Regions from separate parts of the Homo sapiens genome. Here all the other regions are linked to region 2. A link is an interaction called in ENCODE POLR2A ChIA-PET data of the cell type or tissue named here. Cell type or tissue: HepG2. All regions are shown on one strand. Links, peaks and the distances in the headings refer to the core of each region. The heading gives the core; the rest is flanking DNA.

Region 1 (6,584 bases), core at 2,868-5,367, 90 kb before region 2:
AAGTTCCAAGGCTGACCACCAGGTGACACCACAGGCCCAGGACAGCTTGGTTGCTGTCTGCAGTCAGTGGGGGACCTCAAGTAAGTTGGGGAGCCAGCCAGCGGTTCAGATCCGCCTTCATTCTGACTGCCCTGGAGGCAAAGCCAGCCAATGCCCTTCTCCTGCTTTCCCGGGTCACCACCTGGGCTCTCCTGAAGGGATTCTGCTGATAATCAAGGTGAGGTGGGGTGTGGAATGGTGCTCAGAGGGCCAGGGTCCAGGGAGAAGAGGCTGAATGAGGAGCAGAGGAAGGGGCTCGGGAAGGCAGTCACAGAACCCGATAGCAGAGGGGATGGAAAACAATGAACCTTTATTGAGAGTCCGCCCCCACTCACAGGTTCTGGCCAAGGGAGGCCCAGAGGGGAAATCAAGCAGCCCCACCCACAGGGCTGCCCACAGATGCAGGTGATTCACAGTTTAGGCTGGGCTGATAACAGCCCCCGCCAGCTGAGAATGGGGCCTTTGTGCAGTGCCGTCCTCGGGCCCCCTCGCAGCTGGGCCGGCTGCAGCAAGCCTGGGAGGAGGGCTGGATGGCAGGCGGCGGCGGGGCTGGATGGGAAAATGCGGAGAAACCCAGCAGCCTCCGCGGTGAAGGGAACTTTGAGGTGCCACAGGGCACATGTGCAGGGGAGAGAGACGGCGTGGTTGGAGCACTTTCCTTCCAGATTTTCCATCTCAGCTGTGTCCCCCAGCCATTCACTCATTTCCCCAGGGATAAAAAAAAAAAAAAAAAAAAAAAAAAAAAAAACGCGGCTTGCAGTACTAAGGGTTGCGAATGGCTCAAACTTGACTTGAATCAGCTTGGTGAGAGGGGGATGTTGACTATTGGCTCAAGCAGGGCAAAGACAGAGCAGGCCCTGAAGAGGCCAGAATGAGGCCTACTCACCCACCAGACTATCACCTCCTGTCTCTTCTCTCTCTGTCTCTCAGAGGTGAGCAACACCCTTTCTTCCGCAAATGGGCTTTGTGCACCCTCCTTCCCCTGCAGGAATAATGCCTGTGGTCGGTTCAGCATTACATCCTCACAGTCTCATGACCAGAAAGGAAATTGTACTGTCTGCTACCAGGCTTGCTTAGAAAAAGTCCTGAGGGGAGTTTGAGACCGTCCTGGGCAACATAGTGAGACCCCGTCTCTATGAATTTTTTTTTTTTTTAAGTTAGCCGGATGTGGTCGTGCGTGCCTGTAGTCCCATCTACTCCAGAGGCTGAGGTGGGAGGATTGCTTGAGCCCAGTTCAAGGTTGCAGTGAGCCATGATCATGCCACTGCACTCCAGCCTGGGCAACAGAGCAAGACCCTGTCTCAACTTTTTTTTTTTTTTTTTTTGAGATGGAGTGTTGCTCTGTCGTCCAGGCTGGAGTGCAGTGGTGCAATCTCAATCTCGGCTCACTGCAACCCCTGGCTCCCACGTTCCAGCGATTCTCCCACCTCAGCCTCCCGAGTAGCTGGGATTATAGGTGCACCACCACACCCGGCTAATTTTTGTATTTTTTGTGGAGATGGGGTTTTGCCACGTTGGCCAGACTGGTCTCAAACTCCTGACCTCAGGTGATCCACCGTCTTGGCCTCCCAAAGTGCTGGGATCACAGGTGTGAACCACCATGCCCAGCCTTCAACTTTTTTGAAAAAAAGAAAAGAAAAGCAAAAGGCCTGAGGAAGAACCCTGATTGGATCCACTTGAATCATGTGTCCAGTTCTGGGCAATTGCTGTGGTCAGAGGTCATTTTCCCAGATTGAGTCCCTTGCCTGCCCCTGTGGCCAGGGGGAGTGGGGCACATGGCAGACAAATCCAAGAACCTTCTTGCTGTGTACTTGGGGTCTCATGTGGCAGAACTGCTAGTTGGCCCCCAGAACAATTTTCCCTTTTCTCTCATAGACCAAAAGGTGTTTACTGGAATAAAAACTACATTTTCCAGGCTCCCTTGCAGCTAAGTATAGCTACATGTCTAACAGTTCTGGCCAATGGGATATGAGCAAAAGCATTGTCTGTGACTTCCAGATGGTGTCCTTAAAAGGAGAGAACCTGCTTCTGGGGCCCTCTCTCCCCAACTTCGTGCAGGCTAGAAGCCTATGTGATGGAGTGTCATCTTGGATCCTATGGGTGAGGGCAGGACCAGAGGGATGGCACATCAGTAAGTGAGTTAGAAGAAGTACAAGTGCCTGATACTATTTTGATCCCAAACTGTCTATGCCTGGACTGTTGCACAAGAGGAAAGAAACAGCGATCTTGTTTGAGCCACTCTTATTTTGGATCTCTGTTATATCAGCCAAGTCTATATCCTAATTAATACATCTTGGGACCTTCTCTTGGTACACATTGCTGTGGGCTGAAACTCTATCTCTTGTGTGAGGACTAATTTTGTTCCCTGCATCCAAATCCAGAAAAATTCTGCCTGTGGCCAGCCTCCCCTCTGCTGAGAGTGTGGCAAGACACCTAACAGGGCCAGATCTGCTCACCCTAACCTGAGAAGTTAATTTCATTTTTCCCCCTCTATCCTGACTCCATGCCACTGGTATGTTCAAAGGATTTTGCATACGGGTTAGAGCAGCCTTTGCTTCAGCTCAGGAGCTGCTATGGAGTGGAGGTCATGGCCCTCTCATCTGCTGGGGGTCCTGAGTGCTGGAGCCATGGAGAAATGTGAAGGTATCGCTCCCTCCTCCACTGAGTATGGGAGTGGTGCTCCTCGCATTAACGTAAGGGCTAGCGCAGCAAACAGCCCGTCTCCCCCTGAGACAGGGAACTAGAGGCCCAGTTACCGAGAGCTGAGCAATGGAACATTCAGGAAGAACTGCTCTTCTCCTGGTACCTGGGAATGTTCCAGCCCTAGGATCCCACCCAGATCCTCTGTGGCCTAAGGGAGGAAAAAGAAAGGGCCAGAGGGCCAGGTGTGGTGGCTCATGTCTGTAATCCTAGCACTTTGGGAGACCCAGTCAGGAGGATCCCTTTAGCCCAGGAGTTCGAGACTAGCCTGGGCAACATAGGGAGACCTCGTCTCTGTTATTTTTAAAACAGTTTTTAAAATATATAATTAGAAAAAGAAAGGGCCAGAGGGCAAAAGAACACTAGTGTGATAGGTCCTGGGCTCCTGAGATTGGGGAGAGGCAGTATCTGTGACGTGCTATAGGCCAGTGTAAGAGACGGGGCACAGAAAGTCATCGAATGGTTCTGTGTCTAACAATGCCCCACCCTCATTCCAAGCTTTCATAATTAAAGAAGCATAATTGAGTGGAGCCCAATTGGGAAAATCCAGAAGGAAACGTTGCCTCAGGACCACAAAAACAGGCTGAGGCTGGGCTGGGCTCTTCCTTTCTTTCTGTGCTGATTGTGTTGAAGAACAATGGCAAGCAGGCCCACGTTTCTCTTAGAGCCTTCCTTGGCTCCCAAGTGGCTGGCTTCACCCCTTCTTCTTTCCTTCAAGCCTCCTCCCTTAGTTGGGGGCTCCCTAAGAGCCAAAATGGTGCCTCTATCCTCAGACCGGAGTCAGAAGTCCCAGGGAGTCCCAGGGCCACAGGAGCCCACAAGCCCCACCTGAGCCAGCAGGAAGACAGTGTTCGGTTTCCAGGCTAGGCCTTTGTCCCCACCGCTAACCAAAACAATTCTCCACACTGGTTTCCCCTGACACCAGCATTGTAGCCAAGGAAGGAGCAGTGACTTTTTGATTCTCTCTCCAGTGGGGTACATTAAGCCCGAGGGACAAATGGGGCTGGTGACATGATAGCATGGGGGCGAGATGCTGACAGCTGACCCCTCCACACCCATGCCACTGTGAAAACATGCAGCCACTTGTAGCTTGTGAGGTGTAGCCAAGACTGACCACCCATGAGACCTGGGGTCACCTCCCCTCCCAGGACAGCCCGACTGACTTCCTTCTCTGCCGAAGCTGAGTCCTGATGTGCTGCTTGCCCCATCGGCTCTGCCCCTCCCCTCTGCTCTTGCACAATGCATGCTGGAGCTCTTGCGCCACGGTCAGCACACTCCCCTGTATCTTCAAGCTCTTTTTGGAATGTTGCCTCCTCCTCCAGGCCTTGAACCACCACCTCCAAGTGGAGGCTGTTTAATCTCACATTCTCTGCACCTCAGGGCTAAAAGATGTGGAGTTTTGGCCTTATTATTCCTCATTGTCATTTCCAGCACATTACTCCCAACCTCTTATAAAACCCTGCGCCACTGACACTCCTGCCTCCTGCTATGTTGCCCTCCCTCCTCTCCCTGTCAGCTCCCAGCTCCCATGCACTGGAAACTCCAGCTCCAACCTCCTCTTCTCCACTCCACCTCCTGCCAGTATCCTAGAAAAATGGAGGGACCTATGTCCGCACTCTGACCTCTGGCTTCCTTCACCCTCATCTCAAAGAATTCTGGCCTTAGCTATTCGTTTATCCCTGAAAACTTTACAGTCACCAGAAAGCCTCACTCCTTCTGAAATCAGAAATTCTCTCCTTCGACTATATATCACCCCCAAGCCCATTTGCTTCCTGGCCTGGGTGCCCTGCCACAGCTCTCTGTCCTCATGGAGCTCTCCAGTCCGTTGGTACCTTCACTCCTTCTCCATCCATCAACCCCTCCTGCCTTTACTTCTCTCCTTTCCCACTAAGATTCCATGGCTCATGAATGAATCAATGGCAATATTCACACAACAGAATATCCTAAGCAGGCTAAGCACATGAGCCACAGCAACTGAAACAATGTCGATGAATCTTAGCAAGATACAATTAAGCCAAAAACTTAAGTCCCAAAAGGTTATGTAGAGAATGATACCCTTTTAATGAAGGTAAAGACAGCTAATATAAAAATATGTCTATAATTTTTGAAAATATAGAGAGATGCGGGCTGGGCGCTGTGGTTCACGCCTGTAATCCTAGCACTTTGGGAGGCCGGGGTGGGCAGATCACGAGGTCAGGAGATCGAGACCATCCTGGCCAACACGGTGAAACCCTGTCTCTATTAAAAATGCAAAAAAGTTATCCGGGCTTGGTGGTGGGTGCCTGTAGTCCCAGCTACTCGGAAGCTGAGGCAGGAGAATGGCGTGAACCCGGGAGGCGGAGCTTGCACTGAGCCGAGATCATGCCACTGCACTCCAGCCTGGGCGACAGAGCGAGACTCCGTCTCAGAAAAAAAGAAAAAAAAGAAAAAAAAAGAAAAAGAAAATATAGAGAGATGCAATAAAACCATATAAAAAGGAAAGCACGGTTGCACCTTGTACACAGAATTCAGGATGATGACCACTTTGAGTGGAGAGAGGCAAGGGGATGGGTAGGGGAAGGGGAACAATATGGTGAAATGGGGGTCACTGTCAGAAGTTTTGTTTGGGTGGTGGTTTTGCAGGTGCCTATTACATCTTTAAAAATAACAAATTAGGTTGGATATAGTGGCTCACGCCTGCAATTCCATCACTTTGGGAGGCCCAGGTGGGAGGATTGCTTAAGGTCAGGAGTTTGTGACCAGCCTGGGCAACACAGCAAGACCCTGTCTGTGTTTGTCCCTTTGTATTGCTATAAAGGAATACCTGAGACTGGGTAATTTATAAAGAAAAGAGGCTTATTTGGCTCACAGCTCTACAGTCTTTACAAGAATGGCATCAGCATCTGCTCAGCTTCTGCCGAGGCCTCAGGAAGCTTTTACTCATGGTGGAAGTCAGAGTGGGGAGCAAGTGTGTCACATGGCAAGAAGGGAAGCAAGAGAGAAGGGAGAAGGTGCCAGGCTTTTCTTAAAAACCAGATCTCACGTGAACTACTTACCACTCATTACACTCAAAGCCATTCATGCGGGATCTGCACCCTTGACACAAATACCTCCCATTAGGTCCCACCTCCAGCTTTGGGGATCACATTTCAATGTGCAGTTTGGAGGGTATAAACATCCAAACTATATCAGAAAAGTTTATATATATTTTGAGACAGAGTCTTGCTCTGTTACCCAGGCTGGAGTGCAGTGGCACGATCTTGGCTCATTGCAACCTCTGCCTCCCGGGTTCAAGCAATTCTCGTGCCTCAGCCTCCCAGAAGCTGGCATGTGTCCCCATGCCCAGGTAATCTTTTTGTATTTTTAGTAGAGGCAGGGTTTTCCCATGTTGGCCAGGCTGGTCTGGAACTCCTGACCTCAAGTGATTCACCCACCTCGGCCTTCCAGTTGGAAAGCCAATTGGAAGATACAATTTGGCTTAATTGTATCTTGCTAAGATTCATCCACATTGTTTCATGTGTTTAGCCTGCTTAAGATATTCTGTTGCGTGAATATTGCCAGTTGATTCATTCATGAGCCACAGAATCTTAGTGGGAAAGGAGAGAAGTAAAAGCAGGAGGGGTTGATGGATGGAGAAGGAGTGAAGGTACCAATGGACTGGAGAGCTCCATGAGGACAGAGAGCTGTGGCAGGGAACCCAGGCCAGGAAGCAGACAGGCTTGGAGGTGCTGGGATTACAGGCGTGAGCCACCATGCCCTGCCCCAACCCCCAATTTTTTAAATTTTTAATTAGCTAGGCATGGTGGTACTTGTCTGTAGTCCTAGCTATTCTGGAGGCTGAGGCAGGAGGATCGCTTAAGCCCAGG
Region 2 (8,220 bases), core at 3,011-5,510:
AGGAGCCAGTCCAGGCAGCCCCCAGTGGCTATCACATGGTGGCAGAACGTGGCTTCCAGACAGATTGCCAGGAGAGCCCCATCAGATTCCTGAGGAGCCAAAGAGCTGAAAGGAGGACCACACTGACTCCAAGGATTATAGGGGCTATTAAAAGAACCAAAGTTTATTTTCTTTTGCCAGCTTTATCTAAAGAAAAAGAAAAATGCTCCAAGGAGAACATCCCCTGTATAGGACACCAGCTGTGAGTATATGATTCTTTGCAAGGAACTTCTAAATGCAAGCAAGGCTGCTGGTTCCATGCAGAGAATTATGAGACATCCTCCCTCGCTTAGGTCCAAATCTTGGATCTAGCCACAGTGACATCCTCAGACATCTGAGTGTCCCAGCACGGTGGCTTGCCCTCAGCAACTGGTCTTCAGTCCCTTGGTTTCTGGGAAACACCAGCTCTGGAATTGGCACAGGCCAGCTCACACACTGCAGACTCTGAGATTGCAGGGCAGGCCCAGCTCAGGGAGGCCGAGACACCCCAAGACCCAGTGGGGACAGAGGGACGATGGGAATCTGGGGCAGGAGCAGACAATCCCGCGACCATCACGGCTTATTGGGCTCCACTCGGCACCTCCAGCACAGGGTAGATTCGGCAGGGCTGCTCTTTGGTGGGGATGGGGAGGGGTCGGTAAAGCCAGCCCCTTGGTCCAAGCAGTGCCACCCTCCTCCCAGGGCCTGGATGCTTGAACCCTAAGGCTCATTTCCACCAAACCTGTTTCCCCCCAATTCCCGGGGCCTGAGTGAGGGAGCATGGGAGTTCTGAGCACTCAGGAAGAGGCGAGACTTGAGGAGTGAGACAGGGGGAGGGCCCAGCAAACACATCTGTCACCAGGAAAGAAGGGCTCAGACCAAAACTCATTTCCACCTAAGAGCCTGTGGGTCTGTTTTGGGAAAGCTGACTAATCCTGTAATCCTGCCCACCAGGCAATTTTTCTGCCTGGCTTCCAAGTGGTAGTGGGAGAGAACCTGGGGCCACTATCCTGCTGAGGAATGTATTCTCTTAAAGGGGAAAAAACACCTTCGTTAGGTGTGGTTTGTTCCACAGAGCCCTGGTTTAGAAGTTGTCAGCTGTTGTCCCTTGAGGGCGGTACCTGTGCCTGGCAGCGGCCAGCCCCCGACGCAGGGGACAGGGAAGAGGCAGTGGCAGAGACAGCCTTGCCTTCTCAGTGGGCAGCAGGACCACCATGCCACCTCTCTCCCACCTCACTGCCCAGATCATAGGCTGGAGAGCAGCTGCTCAGCGCCCCCACCAGGAAGCAGGTTACAAATGCAGAATCTCAGCCTCTGCTGACCTACTGCAAAGGAACCTGGATCTTCACAGGATCCCCAGGAAGCCCTGGCCTGGATGCTGTCTGTCCCTGGGCTGGGCCCTGTGGCTGCTCTGCCAGTTGGGCAACAGGAATGAGCACAGCCCCACTCTCCGGGAGATAGATGCCAGTCTTTTCATTCAGACCACTCAGATGGGAAGTGAGGGGCATCCTCAGCTTGTCCACATGCTCAGCACGGTGGAGAACCCTGTTCCAGGCAGAGACCCTCAAGGCAGCTGTCTGGCACTGGTGCAGACACATACTCACACATGCATACTCAAGAGTATGCACACACTTCCCCTGCCCCGCAGTGACTTCCACCCACCAAGCCAGCAACACACACACAATGACAAATTAAGAGCAGAGTCCCTCCAAGTCACAAAGTCACCAAGTTTCAGGAAAGTGGTGTGCAAGCTAGATTTGTCCCTCTCCTCACATTGCCTCTGTTTGATATGATCACTTCAGAGATGTGTTCACCTGGTGGGGCAGAGCAGGAGGAGGTTGACATGAAAATATTCTTTTTTAAATCACACTCTTAATCCTGCCCAGGCGAGGTGGCTCACACCTGTAATCCTAGCACTTTGGGAGGCCGAGGAGGGCGGCTCACCTGAGGTCAGGAGTTCGAGACCAGCCTGGTCAACATGGTGAAACCCCGTCTCTACTAAAAATACAAAAAATTAGCCAGGCGTGGTGGCGGGCACCTGTAATCCCAGCTACTTGGGAGGCTGAGGCAGGAGAATGGCGTGAACCTGGGAGGTGGAGGTTGTAGTGAGCCAAGATTGCGCCACTGCACTCCAGCCTGGGCGACAGAGCAAGGCTGCGTCTCAAAAAAAAAAAAAAAAAAAAAAAAAAAAAAGGAATCCTTTCCAGGTCATGCAGACAAAAGCAGACAATAGTCTCAACAACACCACTCAGAGAGACTGGCTAAAGGGAAACCCCGCTGGTCCCTCCTGTTCTGTATTTTCAGGTGAGAGTGGGAAAGGAGAGGGGGCTCTTAGGGCAATTTTCTCGGTGCACTGTTCTAGGCCAGCTTTTTCCTGTGAGTCTCTTGAATGATCTTTAACACCTCACAGCCCATCTGCCCCCAGACCTCATGCAGCCCCTGAGCAGGACTGGACATCCAGATGGCAACAAACACATACTGTCTCTTTAAGAGACTGGCCTGAGAGTTTGTTTACCAGGAGGTTTGTTTGGGTCTCAGTGGGAGGAAAGGAAGAAGATAAAAGCAGTTGGGACACTAGAAAGAAAAAAGAAAAAGCCAGAATGCAGAGAAAGCAAAATGAGAAAAGCAAGTCCAGAGGGAGAATTTATTTTTGCAGCGAGGATTCCAGTCCCCTGGGGACTGTTTGCACAGAGCAAGCTAACCACCAAATGCGTAGGTCGGGTCAGACACAATTCCCTGAGTGGGTCCAACAGCAGCTGCCCTGGGCTGTGCTGAAGGTTCCCTGCCGAATTCAGGCAGAGCCACCATTGGGTGGAGGCAGCTGGCACTAGAGGCTTCCTCCTGTCTTCCCCACAAGGAGGGGGTTGGACTGATGTTGGAAGGAAGACAAGGTGAGGGGCAGCCTATGGGAGCCCAGTGACAAATCTGGCTTATAGGAAGTGTGGGACAAAAGCTCTCAGCCTGGGCTCAGGGTAGGGGCTTCAGGGCACCCAGGAATCCTGCAATTGTTTGCCCTTTCATGGGGTGGGCCCTTGTGCACACAGATCAGTAGGATTCCTGGGAGGGAATCCACTGCTCTCACAGCTTCACAAAGGGTGTCTGGGACTAGCAGGAAGAGTCCGGTTGAGGCTGGGCCTGAATCAAGCCCCCTGAGTGTAAGGTGGGCCACTGGGACCCTGTGTTTTAGGTGTGCTGGTGAATGTTTCTCCGAAAGCTGGGAGCCATTGTGGGTGACCAGGCAGAGAAGTGACACAAGGAGAGCTGTCACTCCAGAGGCCATGACTCGAGAGGCAAGGCCAGGAAAGAGAGAGGTTTCGGGGTGGCTTTGCTACACACAGTCCAGAGCCCAAAGAGGGTGCTGTTGACACTGGGTGAGCTTGCAGTACAGAGAGCCCCAAAGGCTTTTCTCTAATCTCTGTTGAGGCTGTTCTTGGTACCAAGCAAGCCCGTCCAAACAGGCCAGACACAGCGCACACATGTGCTCACACGCATCCGTATACACGTGTGTACACACACCGCATTCCTTTTCCCTCCCCAGCCCACTCTGGAGAGCAGGGTCCACTGCAGAGCTGGACCTGTCCATACTGGCTTTTTGAGGCTGTATCTCTGCCGGGAGGACAGTGGAGGGCAGCAGGTCATGCTGAGGACACTGTCTAGCTTGACCTGGGGCAGGCAGAGGCAAACCAGGCCCTTCTCAGGCGACAGCTGGGCCCCAGTGTTTTTGGAGCTGGTTCCCGGGATATTCTTTTATGTCATATTCTGAGGATTTGAGGAACAGCCTGTAAAGGGGATTAGCCTATCCATGCTGCTCCAAGCTCCAGCAGCACAGGCTCCAGAGCATCCCCTATAGGTGGGATGTAGGAGGAGAGCAGCCTGGGACAGCGATCAGGGACTCCCAGATTGCTGGACTGGGTATTAACATCTCTGTCGGCCTTCACACCTCCCACTCCTCTGGAGTAAGGTACCTCTGTCCCTACCTACTTAGGGAAAAATTGCAATCTGTGAGATCAAGCCCCATGCACCAGGAAACTGGCTGATTATACTTGCCTCAAAAACTCAAAGTGAATTACAGCAGCCTGTATGCAAGTTTGCTTTCTCCTGGGGGAGCCAAGGACAGTTTTTAGACTTTGCACTTCTTAGGGACTGGGCCACACACCCCAAGAGCGCCCCCTTTGGCACTGAGCAAGTACTTATATGTCAAGCACACAGGCTTGTGCGAAACAGCAATGTAATATATGGTTGTTACGGACTGCATCCAAGACTCTGACCGGTTCTTCCTTTTTGAGGTCTCCATCCCAGCCAGGTCTGAGGGAAGAGTGGAGCTATCAGAGGCAGACAGGGACCTTTGGGTGGTTTCCCACCCAAAGGAGGAGAGGAAGAAGGTACAACAGTAAAACATTGATTGGTCAAATCAAAATCCCAACGGTCCCAGAAACCTCTCAACAGGGCCTAGCAGGGATTGAACCAAAGTGTCCATTTGCTTAAAACTGCCCGAGGTTCCCAGCTTTCAGGGTGCCCCCGTCAAGCCTCCGCTTACTAAATAAACCAGCCTTTGTGTGTGTGTGTCCAGGACAAGCAGAATGGGCTGGGGGAGGGGAGGAGGATCCGTTTGTCAAAATAGACCTCCTGAATGCTTTTAAGGGCCTGCAGTTGGATGAGTAAATATTTTCCCTTTCAGATGAAAGGTGCAATCATCGCCGTTTTTTAATTACTTTAATTAGAAAAGATTGCCTTAATCTTTTACTTATCTGTACTATTGTGGGAACTGCCAGAAAATGAAGTGCAGGGAAAACAGGTGGAGTTTGACCTTTGCTCTAAGCATCTTGAATTTCTTCTAGGCTGGTAATTAAGAAGAATCAGGGGAAGTTCCTTGCAGAATCTAGGAAACGCAAACACACACAGAATCATAGCTACAAGGGCACTCTCCCTTGTACTCCCACTCTCTCACACATGCACACACACACACACACACACACACTCTCATGCACATGTGTGCACATGAGTGGAAGGAAAACTAGACCCGGATATGGCAAACCAAAAAGTTCCAACTTTGAGGGCTGTGTTCCTGCTCCCAGCCCTGAGAGGTGGCTTAATGAGTTTCCCAGGATGGCCTAAAATGATTAATTAAGCAGACAGCTCCCCACCCCCTCCCCAAACAACGGAAACCAAGTAACGGTCTGTTTAGGGAGGGAACAGCAGGCCCCCCCTCAACACACACACACTCCAGGGGCGGTTGGGGACATGGTGTAAGAGCCAGGAGCCCCAGATAAGGGACGATAGCAACGGCCTGTAACGGCCATCAAGGCTCACCCTGGCTGGCAGGGCTGGGCCTAGGGAATGGCCTCCCTCTGCTCCTGGCCTCTGGCCTCCCTGTGTCTGGGCAGTGCCCACAGTCAAGGGGACCCTTGGCAAAACGGTGACGCAGGCATCATTGTCTCTGGCCTCCCTACCTCTCCAGGCACCCTACTTGTTCCCATTTCTACTATGCACCATTTCTGGGCTCATTGTTGAACACTGGGAGGGATTCTGGAGGCTGCTTGAGTGTCCAGGCCCACAGACATGGGCCACAAACATCAGGGAAAGAGGAAAAGCGAGTAGACAGGGACCCTCTGGGGCTTCCAAAATCACCCGTGTTGGGGCACCTGCTCTGTCTTTCCAGCTGTCAGGGCTCCCAGAGCCCAGCAGTGAACAGTCACTATTAAACAAACAGGTTCTGAGCTCAGGCTTTCAGTGCTGACGCTGCAATGGTGAGCAGTGCTAGAAAACCGGGGCACAGGTCCCCGCCTGGGGATCCAGATTGGCTCTGAGGGAGTCCTGGAGTCCGGGCAATTCTTGTGCACAAGCAGGGCTGGTGCTTTGGGAGCTTCCTCCCAGGGCGTCTGTTTTTCAGGGACACCTCTGTTTTCTGCATCTGTAACCTGGACCAGCTGCTCCCTGAACAGCCATAGACGTTTCCCTCAGAAGGTGCCCCGAGGATTCCACTGGGTGCTGAATACGGGTCCTCTTCCACAGACAAGGGCACGCCTTCCTTCCAAGTCAGTCATGTCCGCTGGAGACAGACAAGGACAGGGACACAGCTGGGGTTTTGGCGGCTGTCCTGGGCCTTGTAAACAGGCCTGGTGAAGGGCACAGGGGCTCCGAAGCAGGCCCAGGCCCAGCCAGCCTGGAGGGGTGGGAGGAGGTGAAGGTGGGAGCGGGCGGGAGGGGCAGCCAACAGTGTTTGCCTTTCTAAAGCGCTCCAGGTGCTTGAGCTGGATTTCCAGCCTGGTGTTTACAGCCTCTGCAGCCACGCCACGGTCACGTCCTCCGCCTGTACACGTGCCTCTCTCAACAGGTGCCCGTCTGTGTGCGTGTGTTCCACCTGTGTGTCTGATCACACCTGTGGGTGTGGATCTCTCCGTGTCTGTGCCTGGCCCTCTGAGAAAAATGACTCCGGCCTCCACTTTGTGTGAGCCTTTCCACCTCAAAACATTTGCTAAAATAAACCTGCTGAAAAAGCTTTAACGACGATTTTTTTTTCGTCCCTGCCATGGGCACTAACACCAGCAGGTCTCCATGGTCAATTTAGGAAGCTTGGGAAAACATTGCTTGTAATTAAAAGTCTAGAAGGGCCTCAATTAAGGCAGTGTTTGCCCTGCCGGGCCCGTTCCCAAATCCTACTCGGCAGCATTCCTCTCTTGGCTGGAAAAGGCCTTTGATTTGAACCAAATGTTCAGCAGCCACACTGGACCGGGCCTTGGCACTGCTGCACTGCTAGCTGCTCAGGGCACAGGCTGGCCTCTGCCCCAAAGCCTGCAACGGGAGACTTTGGGCTTTGTCTCCACCTCCTGACTTCCCAGCCCCTCTGTGATCCTGAGCCCCGACTTCTGGAGGGGCAGACCTCCCTGAGAGATGCAGGTGCTGAGGCCAGCCCAGCACCCCTCACCGCTCAGGGTGGTAGAGCTCACACTAAGAATTAAAGGCCACAGGTCAGGCCTCACCAAGGATGAAGCAGCAACAGTCAGTGCTGCAAGAAGGTGGGATTCAGGGTACAGCAAGCGACACCCCAGTACCCCTTCTTACTCCACAGAGGCCACCTCCATCTGAGCAGAGGCCTGGCCTTAGCTATAGCCACTTCAGAGAGCTCCAGACAGGACCTGGCAGGGAGGGGTCGGGAAATAGCATGAGCCTGTGACCTTTTTAATCCCTAGGGATTAAAGATACGCAGCTCAGCTAACTGGGACCGGGCCCAGGGCGCCACATTTGCTCCCCTCCTGCTGGTGAGGGTGAGGCAGCCAACAACACAAACACGGGGGCAGAGGGCATTGCCTCCTCCCTGGAGCAAAGGCTCAGGCGCTCAACTGGGTGGGCAGGAAAGAGAAGTGCTGAGTCAGCTCAGGTGCACATGGCTTTTCCTTCCCGGGACAGGCACACGCACACTCACACCACCTGCTTGCACACAAACTGGATTCACAACCATGCTTGCTGGCTTTCACAGATGTGTACCCATGTTCACAGGGTCCACACACACTCTCTCTCTCTCTCTCTCTCTCTCTCTCTCTCTCTCTGAGTCCTCAGTATCCCAGGTCACAGCCACCCACACAAACTCACATTCCTCCACCAGCTTGCACTGACACCCATTCACAGTCACAGCCCTGGCTACAACCAGACACGGAGACTCCATAACAAGGATTTGCAGGCCCCATGCAGGACTCTGCAGTCTCCAGCAGCCCTGGCCCCTCTCAGTGAGGAAAGAGTCGCCACGAAGGCAGATGGTCCGGAGGGTGCTGCCAGGACCAGGTCCTGAACCCTGTGGGAGTGGGGTGGAGAGTGCGGGGATATCTCAGGAGGGCAGCCGAGGTGTCCATCCCTGCGGGCCTCACCCCTGCAGCAGGGGAATGGCAGGCGAAGGGTTACAGGCTAACTAGAAAAAACAATTACTAACGGGAAAGGCAGCACATTCCAGCCCTGCTTAGCAGAGCCGCCAGGGCCGTGGGTGGTTCTTGGATTATGCATTTCCTTGAAAACAAAAAGGAGAGTTCAGGGCAGTTCAGCTGTGCCCTGAATCTCACTCCGGGGCCTTTGTCCCCAGCCCCCTCACAGCCCGCGTGCCTACACACACGCACACACAGCCCCCCTGGCCCCGCCACTTGTCCACTGGGAAACGGAGAGCATGAATACCCCCCAAAGCCTGCAAGAAAAGCGGGGGCAGACGACAGAAGA
Region 3 (6,584 bases), core at 2,868-5,367, 77 kb before region 2:
TTGGGGGAAGGAGCGCTTATTTTGAATGGGGTATGGGGGAGTACACCACAGGGTCCCCCAGAGCTGCTGTGATTCCTACCATGAGGTTTATCCATCCGGTGGGAGGTGGAAAGCCCCCACAGCACTTCCACTCATGTCTCATTGGCCAGAGTTAGCCACGCTATCTCAATGACCTGGAAGAGCCATGTGCTCAGCTAAAGGCTCAAGAACAAAAGCAAAAGTGAAGACTTTTGGGAGCCTATGCCTGTGTTCTTTGCTTCCATGTCCATCTCCAGCCATTGCTCCAGTTGTCCATTCCTCCTCAGAACCTGGCGGGGGCAGGGAGCCCCCTCACCATAATACAGAATCAGTGGGAGCCCTGAGCTTGCTTTCCTGCCACTAGATGGTCCAATATGAGGGTGATGTGGGACAGTGACAGAACATGAGGCATTAGATTCTCATAAGGAGTGCACAACCAAGATCCCTTGTATGTGCATTTCACAATAGGGTTCGTGCTCCCATGAGAATCTGATGCCTTTGCTGATCTGACAGGAGGCAGAGCTCAGGCGGTAATGCAAGCAATGGAGAGCAGCTGTAAATACAGATGTAGCTTCGCTCACTTACCCACCAGTCACCTCCTGCTGTGAGTTCCTAACAAGCCACAGTCCAGTTCCTAACAGGCCATGGACCAGAACCAGTCCATGGCCCGGAGTTTGGGAACCCCTGCTTTAGGTGACGAAAGTGGAAGATGGTTATATAGTTTCCATGGGTCCTGATACAAAGCCAGGGCTGCTGGGGTTTAGTTTTGGTTCTTCCCCAGCTGCACAACGGGGATATGGCAGCACTGGATATCAAGATGCTGAGATGGGGTCATGTCCCAAATGATCCAGGAGCAGGATGGGGTGACATCATGGAACCACAGGAGCCAAGGTCCCCCCAGTCCCCAGCTTCCCCACTGGGACAACAACATGGCTCCCATATTCAGCTCACCTTTCATATCCAGCACTCCATGGTTGGGGCAACCCAGTCAACCTGGTAGATAGCTCTTTCTACTCTCTCCTCTTCCCTACAGCACCCCTACTCTGCATCCAAGCTTCTGCCTTCCCCCAGAGAGTAAGGAGGTGAGCTGCCCTTTGAATATGCAGTGTACGGCCCAAAGACACAAACTGTCAGGGGCCTCAACACATTTTGCATTCATTTCTATTCTTACTAATAAAACCTAGCACATAGTAGGCACTCAATAACTACTTGGAGAATGAATGTGTGCATGAATGAATGAATGGATGAGGCACTCAATAACTACTTGGAGAATGAATGTGTGCATGAATGAATGAATGGGTGAATTAATTAATTAATTAATGGATAGATGGATACAATCACTGCTCAACTTTGTTTTCCATGACCACCAGCTCCACTCTTTGGGAGACAGCTCTTTCCTCTGGGATCCTTGCAAAGAGGCCGTCATGCATCAGGCTCACCTTCCTCTCCCTCTAACTGAAACCCACAATGATGGGGCTCTGTCCACAGTTTGGCCCACTGCCCAGCTGGTAACGATGGCCCATGTCCCCATCAAATGTAATTCTACATAATTAGTTCCAAATCTGTCGCTGGCCAGTGGTGGGGCTGGCAGACACAGGCAGTGCCACCCAGGGCCATGTGGGAAGCTGTCAGAGCCACGTCTGTGTACTATTCAGGGTGGCAGATGCCTACCTCCATGTCCTCCTGCCCCCCAGCACCCTCAGTTTGCCATCTCTCAGAACTGAAGTTGTATTTCCTTTCATTTCTCTTCAACATCTTTTCCCTGATATGATGTCTGCAGGTATTCATGCTCCTGTATAGTTCCCTCCCACACTGAATAGGGTTGCCCTGTTGAAACGTTGGAATATTCTGGAAATGACCATGTGTGACTTCCAAGGCAAGGTCATAATAAAAAACATTGCAGCTCCTACCTTGTCTCTCAGATCACTAGTTCAGGGGAAGCCAGCTGCCATGTCATAAGGATGCTCAAGCAGTCCTACAGAAAGTTCCATGTGACCAGGAGCAGAGGCCTCCTGCCGGCAACCAGCACTAGTGGCAGGCATGTGAGTGCGCCATCTTGCAAGCAGCTCTTCCAGCCCCAGTTGAGCCTTCAGATGACTGCAGCCCCAGCTGACATCTTAACTACAACCTCATGACAGACCTTGAGCAGACCCTCTGGCTAAGCTTCTCCCAAATTTATGACTCCCAGAAACAGTGCAAGATGATACATATTTATTGTTGTTTTAAGCTGCTAAGTTTTGAGGAAATTTGTTACACAGTGAGAGGTACTCAATACACTGAGTCACTCCCCTAACCCATAGCACAGGCTGAGTCCCCAAACCTGCACTAGAGGCAACAAAGAGGGAGAAGCCCTTTCCATGGAGCTAACTGTGCATCTGGGGAGAAAGAGTCATCCTAAGTCCATCTGGGGACCATGAGGGTTGGTGTGGGATCTGGTGGGGGTGGTCTAGGGCCTAGAGCAAGTAGCCCTGGTATAGGACACCAGGAAAACAACTCAGGGCAGGATACAGGGAGTCCTTGGGCAGGGTCCTAGAGCTCCTGGGGGGCTTGGAAACACTAGGGTGATTAAAAGAGAAAGCACTGCAGGTCAAGGAAGCAACACAATAGTCTGTGAGCCCTCTCAGTAATATAACCACGACACAACTCTATTACTGATACTACTAACCATAATGACAATCAGAAGAGCTACCTGCCCTCTGAAGCATGATGAACAAGTACTTCTGCATTGTCTCTTGCACTCTTATGTAAAACCCAGTGTACACGTGCTTTTATTATATCCATTTTACAGATGAGAAAACTGAGACTCTGGGATGTTAAGAAAGTGGCTTGCCAAAACCCACCCAGCTAATAAGTGCAGGGCCAGGATTTGAATCTGAATAGTCTGACTCCACAGGCTCTATACAAGTGGCCTAGAAAGCAGTGTGGGTCCTCCATGGGGCCTCCTGTTGCGCACCACAGAAGCCCTGGCTCTGAGGCCCACCTTATCCCAACCCCGGAGTTAGTTGAGTGGCTGGAGCCATGGCTGCCCAGAGGCCTAAGGCTGCCTCAGCACCCTTCTGGCCTGCTCCCTTCCTCCTTGGCTCCCTGGCTCCTGCACCTGCTGGATATTCTCCTTTTCCTAACTCTGGGGGCCTCTCAGGCTCACTGTAGGTGCTGCAAGGCAAGGCCCTTTCTGTATGCCCCTGGGCCTGTCCTTCTGCCTGTGACCCTTAACCTGAAGCACAAAAGGTCTGCGTGGGAATGGAAGCAGGGCATCAGCTGAGGGAGCTGTGTATATGGTCAGCCCAACCTGGCCTTGTAGTGAGGAGTTTCAAAGCTTGAAGCCTCCTTCTTTGGGAGATTCTGCAAAGGTGCCAACCCCTTGCAAAGGAGCCCTGGCATCAGAACCCTCCCCAGGGGTGTCCCAGGGAGTGGGGGTGCCCTGGGCCCTGCAGCCCATACTCCTTGAGGGCAGCAGGCTATGGGGCACCCTGGGCATAGCTTTGGGAGGCCTGCAAAGGATTTCTGTGCTGGGGGCAGGAGATACCCCATGGCGCGGCAGAGCATCCACAAAGTCCCCACCCATGACAGGGTCTCCTAGGTTGAGAGTGGGCTGGGGAGTGGGTTGGGCAGCCAGGGTGCCAATGCAAAGAGGCCCCACCGAGGTATGAGACACAAGCATCCCGGGCATGTCCTGCTGTACTCCCTGTGAGACCTGGGGAACAGCGCCATGCCTCCCTGTGCATAAGGTGGCAGGAAGAAGAATCGACCGTCTGACCCTAGTGATTGGGGAGGAGGGCAGGGCCAGCACCTCACCCCACACAAGCACAGGAAGAGGGGCGGCCCCACCAGCCCCGGCTGAGCTGACCCCCCGCCCTGTCAGAGGGAGGCACTGGTCTTAAAGCCACCTGCTTCCTCCACCCCACCTTCCATTTCCCAGAGAGGCCAGAGGCAGAGGGGTGCAGAAGAGAGAGCAGAGCCCCTTTGCCTGGGCACATCTGGGCTCACTACATGGGAAAGGGCCCCAGGACAAGGGAAGACGAGAAGAGACAGGCCAGGCCCAAGGAGGGAGAGGACCTGAGATCGAAGATAGGAGAGAGGAAGACAAGAAGGAGAAGCAGAAATGAGAAGGTTGGAGAAATCCGAAGAGGCAGCTAGGGAGAGTGGGAGGTAGGCAGAGGGCAGGCAGGAGAAAAGAAATGATTCTTTTTGAACAGGCCCGCGGCTCCTCCAGCACACTGACTCAAAGATGTGGGCAGCTGAGCCTGCCTGCTCTGTGCCGTGGCTTTCTCAGTTAGTCCAGGACCACTGGGAGGGGAGTGGTGGACACCCAGCTAGCGCCTCCCCCATCAGGAGCACCTACAGTCTGTGATGACTGCCCCCAGCACCCTAAGTCAATGTTTAACCGTGGCCTGAGCCCAGGAATGTTCTATCTGGGACATGCAATTACAGGGGGTTGGGTTACAGTCCCACCACTGGCAAGGGCTTGGTGGCAGGAGATAAGAAGGTGGCACCAGGAAGGGTTGTGTGTGTGCTCAACCGTGGGCTCCCAGCACACCCCCGGGGCCGGCTCACAAGGCTCCATTGTTGGGGTCTGGCTCCCAGCCCATCGCCAGCCAGATAGGAGCTGCTGTTTTGACAAGGCGAGAAAAGCACACCCCAAGTTCGTACAGATCCCGTACCCCATTCTTATCAGGTGGAAGGTAGGGAGCTAGCAAAGCTAATGTTGATTTAGAGAAAAAAAAAAAGGAAGAAATATTAGCAATCATGGGAAAAGTCAGTTCCGGCAGCTGAAGGCAGGGTTGGGAGTGTCAAGGGCTGGGGAAGAGGCCCCACGGTTCTGGTGCTATGCTGGGTACTATGGTGCGGGAGTGGAAACCAGGCATAGCCATTCTGCTTCCTAGGACTTGAAGTCTAGTTAGGACAAGAATAGTTCATTTATTCACCTAAATATGCAGGCTCTGTCGTAGGTGCTGGGGGGATTCAAGTTGCTGAACTTCTAGTGGAATGTGCTTAAAAATAGAGAGCTGTGAACATCTGCACTTAGCTGGGGGGACAGGGCGAGTGAGACAGAGGGAAGGCGGGGATCACTCTTGGGTAGACAGGCAAGGCCCTGAAGGCTGAAGGAGAAATGCAGATTATTACCAGGAGGCTGGGTGTGAATCCCAGCTCCTTCTCCACCAGCGGATTCTGAGAGAGGAATTTTGTCTGACTGAGCCGCAATCTATAAAATGAGGAAGACAGGAGAAACTACTTAAGGTGGTTAAATAGAGGATTGGAGGAGAGAAGTCATGCAGGTACTGAGCACAGGTGGCCCCTCTGGAAATCAGTATCACAAATGGGTAAATCACAGGCAGCTGGTCATCCAAGCTGGGAGCTAAAGTGTGGTAAACGTGGGCTAGACCCCAAGCTGGTGCTGTAGGCTAGGATTGGGCTAGTTAGCACAGAGCAGGGACGGCAGCTCTGGGAGAGAAAGGAGGCCAGCCTGCTGTGAGGGTAGGGTCACGTCCCCTCTTTCCCCAGCATGAGGGGCCGGCACACCACAGACATAGAGGGCAGCTGCCATCACCACTCAAAAACTCTGCGACACCAGTTTAAAGTGTGCTGTAAAATACAGATTTGGAAGAAATGAGCTGAGTAGATCACTTTAAGGATGAAAAATCCCTATAAAATGTCAGTTTGGGCCGGACGAGGTGGCTCACACCTATAATCCCAGCACTTTGGGAGGCCGAGGTGAGTGGATCACCTGAGGTCAGGAATTCAAGACCAGCCTGGCCAACATGGCGAAACCCTATCTCTCCTAAAAATACAAAAATTAGCCGGGCATGGTGGCAGGTGCCTGTAATCCCAACTACTCAGGAGGCTGCGACAGGAAAATTGCTTGAACTCAGGAGGCAGAAGTTTCTGTAAACCAAGATTGCACTACTGCACTCCAGCCTGGGTGACAGAGTGAGACTCAGTCTCAAAAAAAAAAAAAAAAAAAAAAAAAAAAGAAAGAAAAAAAGAAAAAGGAAAAGAAAAGAAAGAAAATGTGTCAGTTTGGAGACCCACTGATGAGAAAGAGCCACAGGGTGACCTCCTGTCTTGTGCATGCAAGTCATGCACTACTGTAGGTCTGCAACAAAGCTGCCCTGGGCAGACAAGGCAGGGGAGAAAGAGGTTGTGTTAGTCTGCTTAGGCTGCCATAACAAAATACCAGACTGGGTGGCTTCGACAACAGACATTTATTTCTCACAGTTCTGGGGGCTGAGAAGTCCAAGATCAAGGTGCTGCCAATTTGGTTCCTGGTGAGTACTCTTGTCCTGGCTTGCAGATGGCTGCCTTCTAGCTGTGTCCTCATATGGCCTTTCCTGTATGTAGTAGAAGAGAGATCTCTTGGCTGGGCACAGTGGCTCATGGCTGTAATCCCAGCACTTTGGAAGGCTGAGGCAGGTGGATCATGAGGTCAGGAGGTCGAGACCATCCTGGCTAACATGGTGAAAATCCATCTCTACTAAAAATACAAAAAATTAGCTGGGCGTGGTGGCATGCGCCGGTAGTCCCAGCTAGTCGGGAGGCTGAGTGAGGCAGGAGAATCACTTAAACCT

The links. Peaks named below come from ENCODE experiments on the same cell type or tissue, not always from the same donor. Only the 100,000 strongest peaks of a DNase experiment are listed, where the experiment ranks them.
Region 1: POLR2A ChIA-PET joins it to region 2 with 6 read pairs; 1 of 35 experiments calls an interaction of 5 or more read pairs at or near these places.
Region 3: POLR2A ChIA-PET joins it to region 2 with 5 read pairs; 1 of 35 experiments calls an interaction of 5 or more read pairs at or near these places.

What each region holds. Positions count from the first base shown.
Region 1 is chr2:43,015,868-43,022,451 of GRCh38, reverse strand. No RefSeq gene overlaps it. Among named protein-coding and RNA genes, the nearest start is that of LINC01819, 20 kb to the left of the region's middle. In HepG2, for the core only: no CTCF peak of the experiment used is centred there; a DNase peak (open chromatin) is centred at 3,981.
Region 2 is chr2:42,924,721-42,932,940 of GRCh38, reverse strand. No RefSeq gene overlaps it. Among named protein-coding and RNA genes, the nearest start is that of LINC01819, 110 kb to the left of the region's middle. RefSeq lists enhancers at 139-926, 5,191-5,876, 5,877-6,562. In HepG2, for the core only: CTCF peaks have their summits at 3,862 and 4,175; DNase peaks (open chromatin) are centred at 3,570, 3,880, 4,180, 4,560 and 2 weaker places; H3K4me3 peaks cover 2,500 bases.
Region 3 is chr2:43,003,583-43,010,166 of GRCh38, reverse strand. No RefSeq gene overlaps it. Among named protein-coding and RNA genes, the nearest start is that of LINC01819, 33 kb to the left of the region's middle. In HepG2, for the core only: no CTCF peak of the experiment used is centred there; a DNase peak (open chromatin) is centred at 4,426; H3K4me3 peaks cover 520 bases.